Regions from separate parts of the Homo sapiens genome. Here region 2 is linked to region 1. A link is an interaction called in ENCODE POLR2A ChIA-PET data of the cell type or tissue named here. Cell type or tissue: K562. All regions are shown on one strand. Region 1 overlaps SPIRE1 (spire type actin nucleation factor 1). Region 2 has its middle 20 kb from the start of TUBB6.

Region 1 (5,000 bases):
AAGCTAGGATTAAAATTAATTTGGTTTGCAGGAAATTAAATAATAGATTACTTTCTATTAGTAAAGACCAATATAGTGGCTATAATTATAGAACACTAAAATTTTTGTCGGGCATGTTAGCTCACGTCTATAATCCCAGCACTTTGGTAGGCCAAGGCAGGAGTATCGCTGAGCCCATGAGTTTGAGACCAGCCTGGGCAACATAGCAAGACCCTGTCTCTACAAAAAATTAAAAAGTTAGCCACATGCAGTAGTGCATACCTCTGGTCCCAGCTAGTTGGGAGGCTAAGGCAGGAGGATTCCTTGAGCCCAGGAGTTCAAGTCTGCAGTGAGCTGTGACTGTGCCACTGCATTCCAGCCTGGGCAACAGAGTGAGACTCTGTCTCAAAAAAAAAAAAAAAAGAAAAAGAAAAAAAAAATACATATATGTATACACACACACACACATATATGTAGTCTTAAATTATATGTGGGGTTAAAACAAGTCAGCAAGTTTTCCAGCTTATATTACCTTAATATCTTCTCGTTTGGGGAACAAAAAAATAAAGTTAAGAAAAACATTTTGCATAGATTCTTCTAAAATACACACACACATATACACACACTCATACTTAGGATTGTTCTTTTTGTAATAGTAATACCAACAGACAAAACTCCAAAAAAGAAAATTCTAATAGTATTCTCCAGATTTCATCATCCACCTACTGCCCCTTGTGGAGAGGGAAGATCTCATATCCTTCCTGATGTCAACATCCACCTATATGCTAATGCTTCCCACATCCATCTCAAGCCCCCATCTGCGATGTCAGTATTGTATACGTCATTGCCTGCTGGGTCTCCACTGCCCTTCCTCAAAATCAACTTAGGTAAAATGAAATTCTCTTCTTCCCTCCCTTCTCCCTCACCCACTTGCCAAATCAAACACACACACCTACCCTAGCTACATACGCATGCGCGCGCACACACACACCCTAGCTACACACACACATACATACACACCCTAGCTTCACACACACACCCTAGCTTCACACACACACCCTAGCTACACACACACATGCACACACACACACTCTAGCTTCATACACACCTCCCCTAGCTACACATGTGTGCGTGCACACACACACCCTAGCTACACACACACATACACACCCTCGCTTCACACACACACCCTAGCTACACGCGCACATGCGCACACACACACTCTAGCTTCATACACACCTCCCCTAGCTACACATGCATGCGTGCACACACACACCCTAGCTACACACACATACACACCCCAGCTTCACACCCTAGCTACACACATGCACATACACACACCTGCGTGCATGCACACATACCCCCTAGCTTCTCATCTTCTGCTTGCTATCCTAGTTGCTGGCTCCATCCAAGGTAGAATCTGAGGAATTATTCTTTAATTCTCCTCTCATCGGTCTCCACTCCATTCCAAGCAATACCAATAATAATTTTGCTACTAAAGGTTTTTCAAACACTAATAACAATAAGAAATATTCATATTACTAACGTCAGTTGGTCTCTCTTTCTCACCGTCTCTTCAGTCTATCTGACTTTCTTCTTGGCTCCCCAAATTCCGTCTTGCACTCACCGCTCTTTGTAACTCCTGCTTAAAACCTTCGGAAGGCTCCCTGGCACTTACAGAATAAAATTTGCATCCCCTGATCACACGCCTGCAGACACCTCTGGTCTAATGTCACACCTTCCCTGTCTCTGGTTTATGCCTCAGCCACGCACAGCCGTTCACTCTTCCTGCACAGCCCATCGGTGCTCAGCTTGGTGCTTAGCTGTGTCTGCGGTCTGCCCCTCACGTCCTTGTCAGAGTCAGCGTGGCCTCGCTTTGTCTTAGGAAGTCTCCTGGATACCACTAGCCTGCCAGGACCCCTTCTCTGTGATTCTATCATAACCCACTCATCCCTCTGTTTCACTGGAACACTTTAACACCCTGTCATGTAATTATTCACTTATTTCTCTGTCCCACCAGAGTACATGTTCCCTGAGAGGAGGAACCATGCTGAATTTACTTTATATCACCAGTTTCTAACACTCAGTAGACACTCAAATATTTAGATAAATTCATACTAACCTATAAGAACAGTGATTTACATTTTAAAAGCATCTAGCTCAGATATCTAGACAGAGCTCCAATTCGGTAGCCACTCCCACATGTGGCTATTTAAATTTAAGTTATATTAAAATTAAATAAATGAAGAACTCAGTTTCTCAGTCATGGCACTCAAGGGCCCAGGAACCTCTGTGACCACGGCTACACAGATCACAGTCCCTTCACAGAGTTTGGTTGGGTGGCACCAATCTGCAGCTGCCAGGAACTACCTTCCTGCACCCCCACAGGCCTACTTTTAACTCCTTTTCTAGTCCTCTTTCATCACCTCATGAGGCAACACTACACAGCAAGGCATGATCAGATAAATTTGCAGCCTCTGTAACCTTCTTTGTGGTCCTCTTTTTGAAGATAAAGTGGTAATGCCCCAAATCCAAATCTTGAGATGATTTGCTAGGCACACTCTTCTTAATCAAAGAGAGGCCATTTTCATCAGTTAGAACATGAAGCAAGCAATAAATTGCCGAAAAGAGAAATGTGAGATCTGGATTCCAGCTACCTCTGACTTTTGTCACTAGCTACTGGTTTAAACCCGGATGAATCATAGTTCTTAAGTCAGTGGTGGTAGAAATCTCAAAGATTTATGGAACAGAGTGAATGATCTTAGACAAGGGTATGGAAATAAGCGTATTCCTCTCTTCCTCTTCAATCTAAAATTGATGTTTTTAAGTATAAGGGAAGAGCAAAGGTATTAAATGTGGGAATGCCTTATGTTCCTTTTTAAATATATACATAATTCCTTTTTAATATATATATTTAGAAGTTTTGAAATTCTTTTATATATATTTGAAATTCTTTTATATATATGTGTATATATATGTGTGTGTATATATGTGTGTGTGTGTGTGTGTGTATATATATATATATATATATATATTTTTTTTTTTTTTTTTTTTTTTTGGAGACAGAGTCTCGCTCTGCCAGCCAGGCTGTAGCACAATGGCCCAATCTCTGCTCACTGCAAACTCGACCTCCCAGGTTCAAGCGATTCTCCTGTCTCAGCCTCCCGAGTAACTGGGATTACAGGTGCCTGCCACCATGCTCAGCTAATTTTTTTATATTTTTATTAGAGATGGGGTTTCACCATGTTGGCCAGGCTGGTCTCAAACTCCTGACCTCAAGTGATCCACCTGCCTCAGCCTCCCAAAGAGCTGGGATTACAGGCGTGAGCCACCACGCCCAGCTGAAAACTTCTAAATGTATTCATATGTTAACATTTAGAAAACACAGATAAACCAAAGTCTTTATTTTTAATCAACTGTTTCAAGTTTTGTGTTTGTATTAATCAAAGTTTTAATAAACTTTCTATTGATGAGACAGTAGTTCTCTTTAATAGTGGTAGATGAATTGTGTTTATTCTAAAACACTATTAACATTAGCTAATTTCAGATCATCAACTGGTTAAAGCCAGCTCAGAAGAAGGTCTGTTGTAAAGCCATTTAATGAACTGACATTTATATAGACATGAATGAACACCTGGAAACTCAAACTGTGTTTCCTTACAGTGTGAATTAGTAAAGACAATTCTCCATGTGGCACCTGCCCTAGGCCCGCTCAGGGTGTACGGACTGGGTGCTGGAATGGACACTTGATCTTGCTGGCCATCAGCGTATTCTCCCTTTGATGAGAGGAGCTGATTCTGTGATTTCTAGGTCTCTTCCAGTTCCAAAACGTGGTAGTTTTGCTCCAGAAGCATGAAACTGGAAAAGATGTTGAGGAATTCTATCTATTCCTAAACCAAGATTGACTTACCTCTGGTCATATTTGCTGTCTTACAAATGGCCACAAATACAGAGACTGTTAAATACATCCCATGTCACATTACAGGGTTTTTTTTCGTTCACATTTTATAGTAATTTTTTGTTCCCTACTTTTTAGTGCATTTTTAAACTCTTCTCCTATTCTTTTCACCAACTTCTTTTTTTTTTCCAGTACCACTCCATTTTTTCCATTCAAATATTTATTGAATGCCTTCAGTAAGTACTGCAGGTACAGACAGAAATATGATGGTCTCTGCCCTTCTGTTGTTTATAATTTAAATAGAATATAAAAAACATACCTAAGAATCATTCCAAGTGCTTAGTGAGCACAGTGTCTTAGGGTATGTAGAATGTGACTGGACACTACAGAAGTCCAGAGACGGCAGAGGTCAGTTCAGTGAGTCAGTAAACACCACAGGGACTGAAAAGGCTGGAGAAGCCACGTGGAAGAGTAGTAGGATTTAGGTTTTAGAATGAGTATAAAAGACAGCAGAGGGCTTTCCATTTTGTTATGAGATGTGAGCCGGGCTGTGCCACAGCATGTTGATGTATTTCTCCCGTGCCTTCCCAATAGCAGAAATGCAGTCTTACTCAAACCTCTGCTCCTTACTGCATGTCTGGCATCTAGTGACTCTGCTGACTTGTCTAGTGAATTCCTGGCTGACGTTGCACCATGAGCAAAGACCAAGTGAAGACTCAGGGCTGTAGAAGACAGTAGAGAACAAATAAAGGGCAGTCTCAAAAAGGTTGACTTTATTCTTTTTCTTCCTGCTTCTCAGTTGTATCACCTACTTCCCCATTTTCCCTCTCCTCCTCAAATTTAATGGCTGGCTTCCAAACATGGTTTTTTGGGGGGGTTTTTTGAGATGGAGCCTCACTACATTGCCAAGGCTGGAACACAGTGGAGCGACCTCAGCTCACTGCATCCTCCGACTCCCGGGTTCAAGCAATTCTGCTTCAGCCTCCCGAGTAGCTGGGATTACAGGTGCCCACCACCACACTCAGCTAGTTTTTGTAATATTAGTAGAGATAGGGTTTCACCATGTTGGCCAGACTGGTCTCGAACTTCTGACCTCAGGTTATCTGCCCACCTCGGCCTCCCA
Region 2 (5,000 bases), 190 kb after region 1:
TCATAATAATTATTGTAACTTATATAATCATATGATACTATATCTATCTATCTATCTATATTTTTTTCTTTTTCTTTTTTTTTTTTTGAGACAGAGTCTCACTCTTGTCACCCAGGCTGGAGTGCAGTGGTACAATCTTGGTTCACTGCAACCTCTACCTCCCAGGTTCAGGTGATTCTCCTGCCTCAGCCTCCCGAGTAGCTGGGATTACAGGCACCAGCCACCACACCCGGCTAATTTTTATATTTTTAGTAGAGACAGGGTTTTGTCATGTTGGTCAGGCTGGTCTTGAACTCCTGACCTCAGATGATCCACCTGCCTCGGCCTCCCAAAGTGCTGGGATTAGAGGTGTGAGCCACAGCGCCTGGCCTATTTTTCTTTTGTATATTTAATTTTTAAATATAATAAAAGGCAGGGTCTCACTATGTTGCCCAGGCTGGTCTCAAACTCCTGGGATCAAGTGATCCTTTCACCTTGGCCAGAGTGCTGGGATTACAGCCGGGAGTCACGGCATCCAGCCAATATTATTATAATAATTTATAAAATTGTTCCAGGAACAAATAGTGACTGCCATCATTCTTACTATTACATGGATTGGCACATTTTCTTCCTGTCCATACTGAGGATGGAAGTGCTGAGAATGAATGCGGGAAGCTGCTGGTGAGGGCAAGAGGGCAGGGTGTGGAAGGTGCCTAGCAAGGAATGGCAGCCTGCCTTCCACCAGGGCTGGGAGGCTCAACAGCCAACAGTGAGGGCACCCGTGCTCCAGTCTGCAGGGCAGAGGGGCCCTGATGCAACCCTGCAGGGGGCAGGGGCAGACTTTGTGCAACACAGCTGAACTGGCACAGGTTCTGGGAAACAGGATTTCCCAGGGGCACCCTGGTGACTTCTGCCTTCTCTTGCCTTGCAGGCCAGTGGTTTCCAGGACCATGCCTGTGGTGAGTCCAGAAAGTGTGTGCATGCAGGCCAGGATACAGCTTTGTGTGACACAGATTTTATAAGTCAGAACTTGCATCTGTTGATTAGTTATCTTCCTCTTTGCTTTGTGATGGCATTCATGGAAAAGCCATAATTTCAGTGGACCCCACTCAGAACCTTGACCTTTGGCTCTAGTCACAGAACTTTGTTCCCCTAGGCTTCAGACCCTGCCTAGGTACTCCAGACGAGCCCTCCCAGGACCTGGAGTCTCTCCCTGCAGCCCGCACTTCTTGTTTCCTGCTCTCCCCACAGCTGCTACCTCCATCCTTGGTCCCAGACTTCCACCTCTGTCCTCTGCTTGGACCCTGCTCTCGTGCCCATCCACCTCTGGGACTTCTGCCCTTCACCTCTGAAAAAACCCTCGCCTGGCTGGGTGCAGTGGCTCACGCCTGTAATTCCAGCACTTTGGGAGGCCAAGACGGATGGATCACGAAGTCAGGAGATCGAGACCATCCTGGCTAACATGGTGAAACCCCGTCTCTACTAAAAATGCAAAAAATTAGCCAGGCATGGTGGCAGGTGCCTGTAGTCCCAGCTACTTGGGAGGCTGAGACAGGAGAATGGTGTGAACCCAGGAGGCGGAGCTTGCAGTGAGCCAAGATCACACCACTGCACTCCAGCCTGGGCGACAGAGCAAAACTCTTGTCTCAAAAAACACAAAAACAAAAACAAAAAAAAACAACAAAAAAAAACCAAAAACAAAACCCTCGCCCACTTCCCTCCCCTCCTTCCAGCCCCTTCCCCATCTCTGGATCTTTTGGATATGCTCATCTTTCTTCCTGCCTTTCCTGCCACCAGCTGAACTGTTGCATAATGAACAGCTGCCAGCAAAGATATCTAAAGCTGTGCTGCACTTTCTCAGTTAAAAGCACAAGTGGAAGGTTCATTCTTTTTTTGAGGTATTTTTACCCCTGTGGATTGGTTTGAATCAACTTAATCTGCACTGTCTGCACCTCCAGGCTAGGATGAGCCAATGTGCTCTTTTTCAGGTCCCAGATTCCAGGTGGGCAGGATATCACCAGGCCAGCTCTGTGAGAGCTGAGCGACCGCCTCCTGTCTGTACCCACCGCAGCCTCTGCACTCACCAAGCCCTGTCCCAGCAGAGGATCCCGCCTTTCACATTCAGAAGTCCCACCTCCGGCACTAGAATACACATTCCTGAAGGTTAAAGAGGACACCTCCTGCGTGTTGTGCATAAGACTCAGTGTGTTACTTTCTATGCCAATGCCCTAAGCGAGTGATTGTGAATGGAGAGACTAGGACGGCAGAAAGCTTGCCTTGCAGGAGGCACCCAGAATATTATGAGAGGAGGACCCAGAATATTATGACTGGAATAAGGAAAAATTGAATAATGCACGCCTTAGCAAAGTGGCTCTCTCTAGGCTTTTCTCAGAGTTTAACATATTATAAATTAGAATGGCATTAAAAAATAGAATCAGAATGGTTTGCACCTGATTATGATCGGCCAGGTGTTTGCCTGGATTCCATTCCTAGTCAGTCCCCGCCGGTCTAGTTAGGAACCGAGCTTTGTAGCGAGTCCTAGGCTTGGTCTTGCGTGCTCCTTGGAAGGAAGGGTGGTGGTGGGCAGGGAGGTGGATGGCTGGGTCCCCCGGGCCTTTCTCTTGGACAAGGCTGCAGCTCGTCCTCTCTCAGGCTCCAGGGCGGGGAGGGCACCTTCTTTAGCTAACAGCCTTGCTGGGAAAGTTACTGTGATCATGTAGGTAAAAACGCATTGTCAACCGCAAACTTCCAGACGAAAGTCCTGTGAAATTCTTATCGTCTGTTCTGGACAGTGGCGCGAGGGCTATTTGGAGAGTTGAACTCAGTGTGAGCCCAGCACGCCCCGCCCCAGCTGTCTCAGCTGCACCCAGGAATCCTGCGGTGGCCACTCCCCGCTCCAGCTGGCCCCGTGATGCAGAAAACATTTTTCCCCACCCATCCCAGCAACGCTCACCCTTCCTTACTAAGTCACATTTGTGCCTGACTCCCAAGAATACGCTTCACGCCCACGCATGGAATCAAGGGGGAAACCAGCAGATCCGCGCTGTGTCCCTTGCCTGGCCCGGGCACCTCTCGCGACCGCAGTCCTGTCCAGGGCGGACATCGTTCACGTTCTTACAGATGAGGGTGCCGAGTCTGGGAGAGGCCAAGAGACGTGCCCGGGCGCACATTTGGCCCCCAGCTGCTTACAGTAGAAACGGGGCCCCGGAGCTCCGCTGGGTATCTGCTCGGCAGGGCGCCCCCGCCTGCAGCTGCAGCGGACTCGGTCAGAACCTGATTCAACGGGAGGAACCACGTTGTCCAAAGCTCATTCCTGGGAGGGGAGTTCTGCCCAGGCAGACAGGGGGTCACCAGGCTTTCCTTGTCGGATGAGATTTTTCTCCCTGGGCGACCCCCACCATCCTCGCCTCCTCACCTGGCCTCTGCTGGGAGGAGCGGCTGGGTCGGCAGCTTGGGCTGGCCACTGCCTTTACCTGAGCGCCTGCGCCTGGGTCAGCCTGGCAGGCAGCAGCAGGCCAAGGAATGCCCCTGCAGGGAGGTGCGACCGGACAGCTGACGCCCGCCCTGCCTGTGCCGGCTGTTCCGAGGACGCCGGAATGTGGAGTGGGGACCCCGAGAGGGAGTACGCCTCTGCACCATCACTCGGGGGAGCGTGGGGAGCCCGCGTCCTTCACCTCCAGGGCAGGCGGAGGTCTGGGCGCAGGGCGGGCGGGAGCACGGTGCATAGCCTGACACCGCTCATTCGGGCTGAGCTGGCGCAGCTCACCTGGCTGCCAGCACCGACGCCGCATGAGCGCTCTGCGGCCACCTGCATCCAAAGAAAGCCTCGACGGCTTGCCATAGGGAAGCCCTGCGGGTCTTGAGCTCACCTTGAGGAAGCCCTGAGCAGTCAGGAGGCCGTGCCCTCCGGAAACCCTGGCAGCCCTGGTCGTCCAAGTGACAGTCTCCAGAGCTGTGGTTAAAGGAAGGGCTTGGCCGGGATCATGCCTGTCATCTAGCACTTTGGGAGGCCGAGGTAGGAGGATTACTTGAGGCCAGGAGTTCAAGACCAGCTGAGGCCAGGAGTTCAAGACCAGCCTGGGCATCACAGTGAGATCCCCATCTCTGAAATATATACATTTAAAAGAAGAGCTTCATTCACAGTTCCCTGGGAGGGAGGAAGCATTTAAAAAAAATCAATCAATTGGCCGGGCGCGGTTGCTCCTGCCTGTAATCCCAGCACTTCAGGAGGCCGAGGTGGGTGAATCACCTGAAGTCAGGAGTTTGAGATCAGCCTGGCCAACATGGTGAAACCCCATCTCTACTAAAAATACAAAAATTAACCAGGCCTGGTGGCAGGTGCCTGTAATCCCAGCTACTTGGGAGGCTGAGGCATGAGAATCGCTTGAACCCGGGAGGCGGAGGTTGCAGTGAGCCGAGATCACGCCCCTGTACTCCATACCACTGCACTCCAGCCTGGGGGATAGAGCGAGACTCTGTCTCAAAAAAAAAAAAAAAAGAAAAGAAAAGAAATCAATCAATAAAACCCTTTTCATTATAGAACATTAAAAACATACCCAAATCAGAGACTAATGAAAGCCCATGTATCCATCACCCAACTTCATCTGAAACAGATCTTAACAACTGTGCCTGTTTCTTAAAGAAAAGAAACAAAAAGGTGTATTAGTATCTGAGTTATAGTAAATGTTTTCATTCACTCTTTTCAGGAAAAAATGGGCAAATAAATGGTCAAACCTTTTGAAGATACTGTATTGAACTACTCTTAGCCCTTTCTTTCTCCTTAGTGTGAAAATTAAAGGGTGTACTTCCCAAGCATCTGTGCTTGCTATATGCCCAGCCCCATCCAGGCTCCAAGCTCTTTATTTTTATTTTTATTTAGAGATGGGGGTTTTGCTATGTTGCCTAGGCTGGCCTCCATCTCCTGGGCTCAAGTGATCCTCCCACTTCAGCTTCCCTAGTAGCTGAGACTACAAGTGCTTGCCACCACGTCCGGCCCCATTTAAAAATTAGAGTGAATATGC

What was found. Peaks named below come from ENCODE experiments on the same cell type or tissue, not always from the same donor. Only the 100,000 strongest peaks of a DNase experiment are listed, where the experiment ranks them.
Region 2: POLR2A ChIA-PET joins it to region 1 with 5 read pairs; 3 of 35 experiments call an interaction of 5 or more read pairs at or near these places.

Annotation. Positions count from the first base shown.
Region 1 is chr18:12,474,579-12,479,578 of GRCh38, reverse strand. The region is part of intron 10 of SPIRE1 (spire type actin nucleation factor 1); the gene reads left to right. Among named protein-coding and RNA genes, the nearest start is that of PRELID3A, 69 kb to the right of the region's middle. In K562, a CTCF peak has its summit at 685; no DNase peak of the experiment used is centred here.
Region 2 is chr18:12,286,084-12,291,083 of GRCh38, reverse strand. No RefSeq gene overlaps it. Among named protein-coding and RNA genes, the nearest start is that of TUBB6, 20 kb to the left of the region's middle. RefSeq lists enhancers at 1,053-1,816, 2,067-3,060, 3,061-4,056. In K562, no CTCF peak of the experiment used is centred here; a DNase peak (open chromatin) is centred at 2,833; H3K4me3 peaks cover 1,050 bases.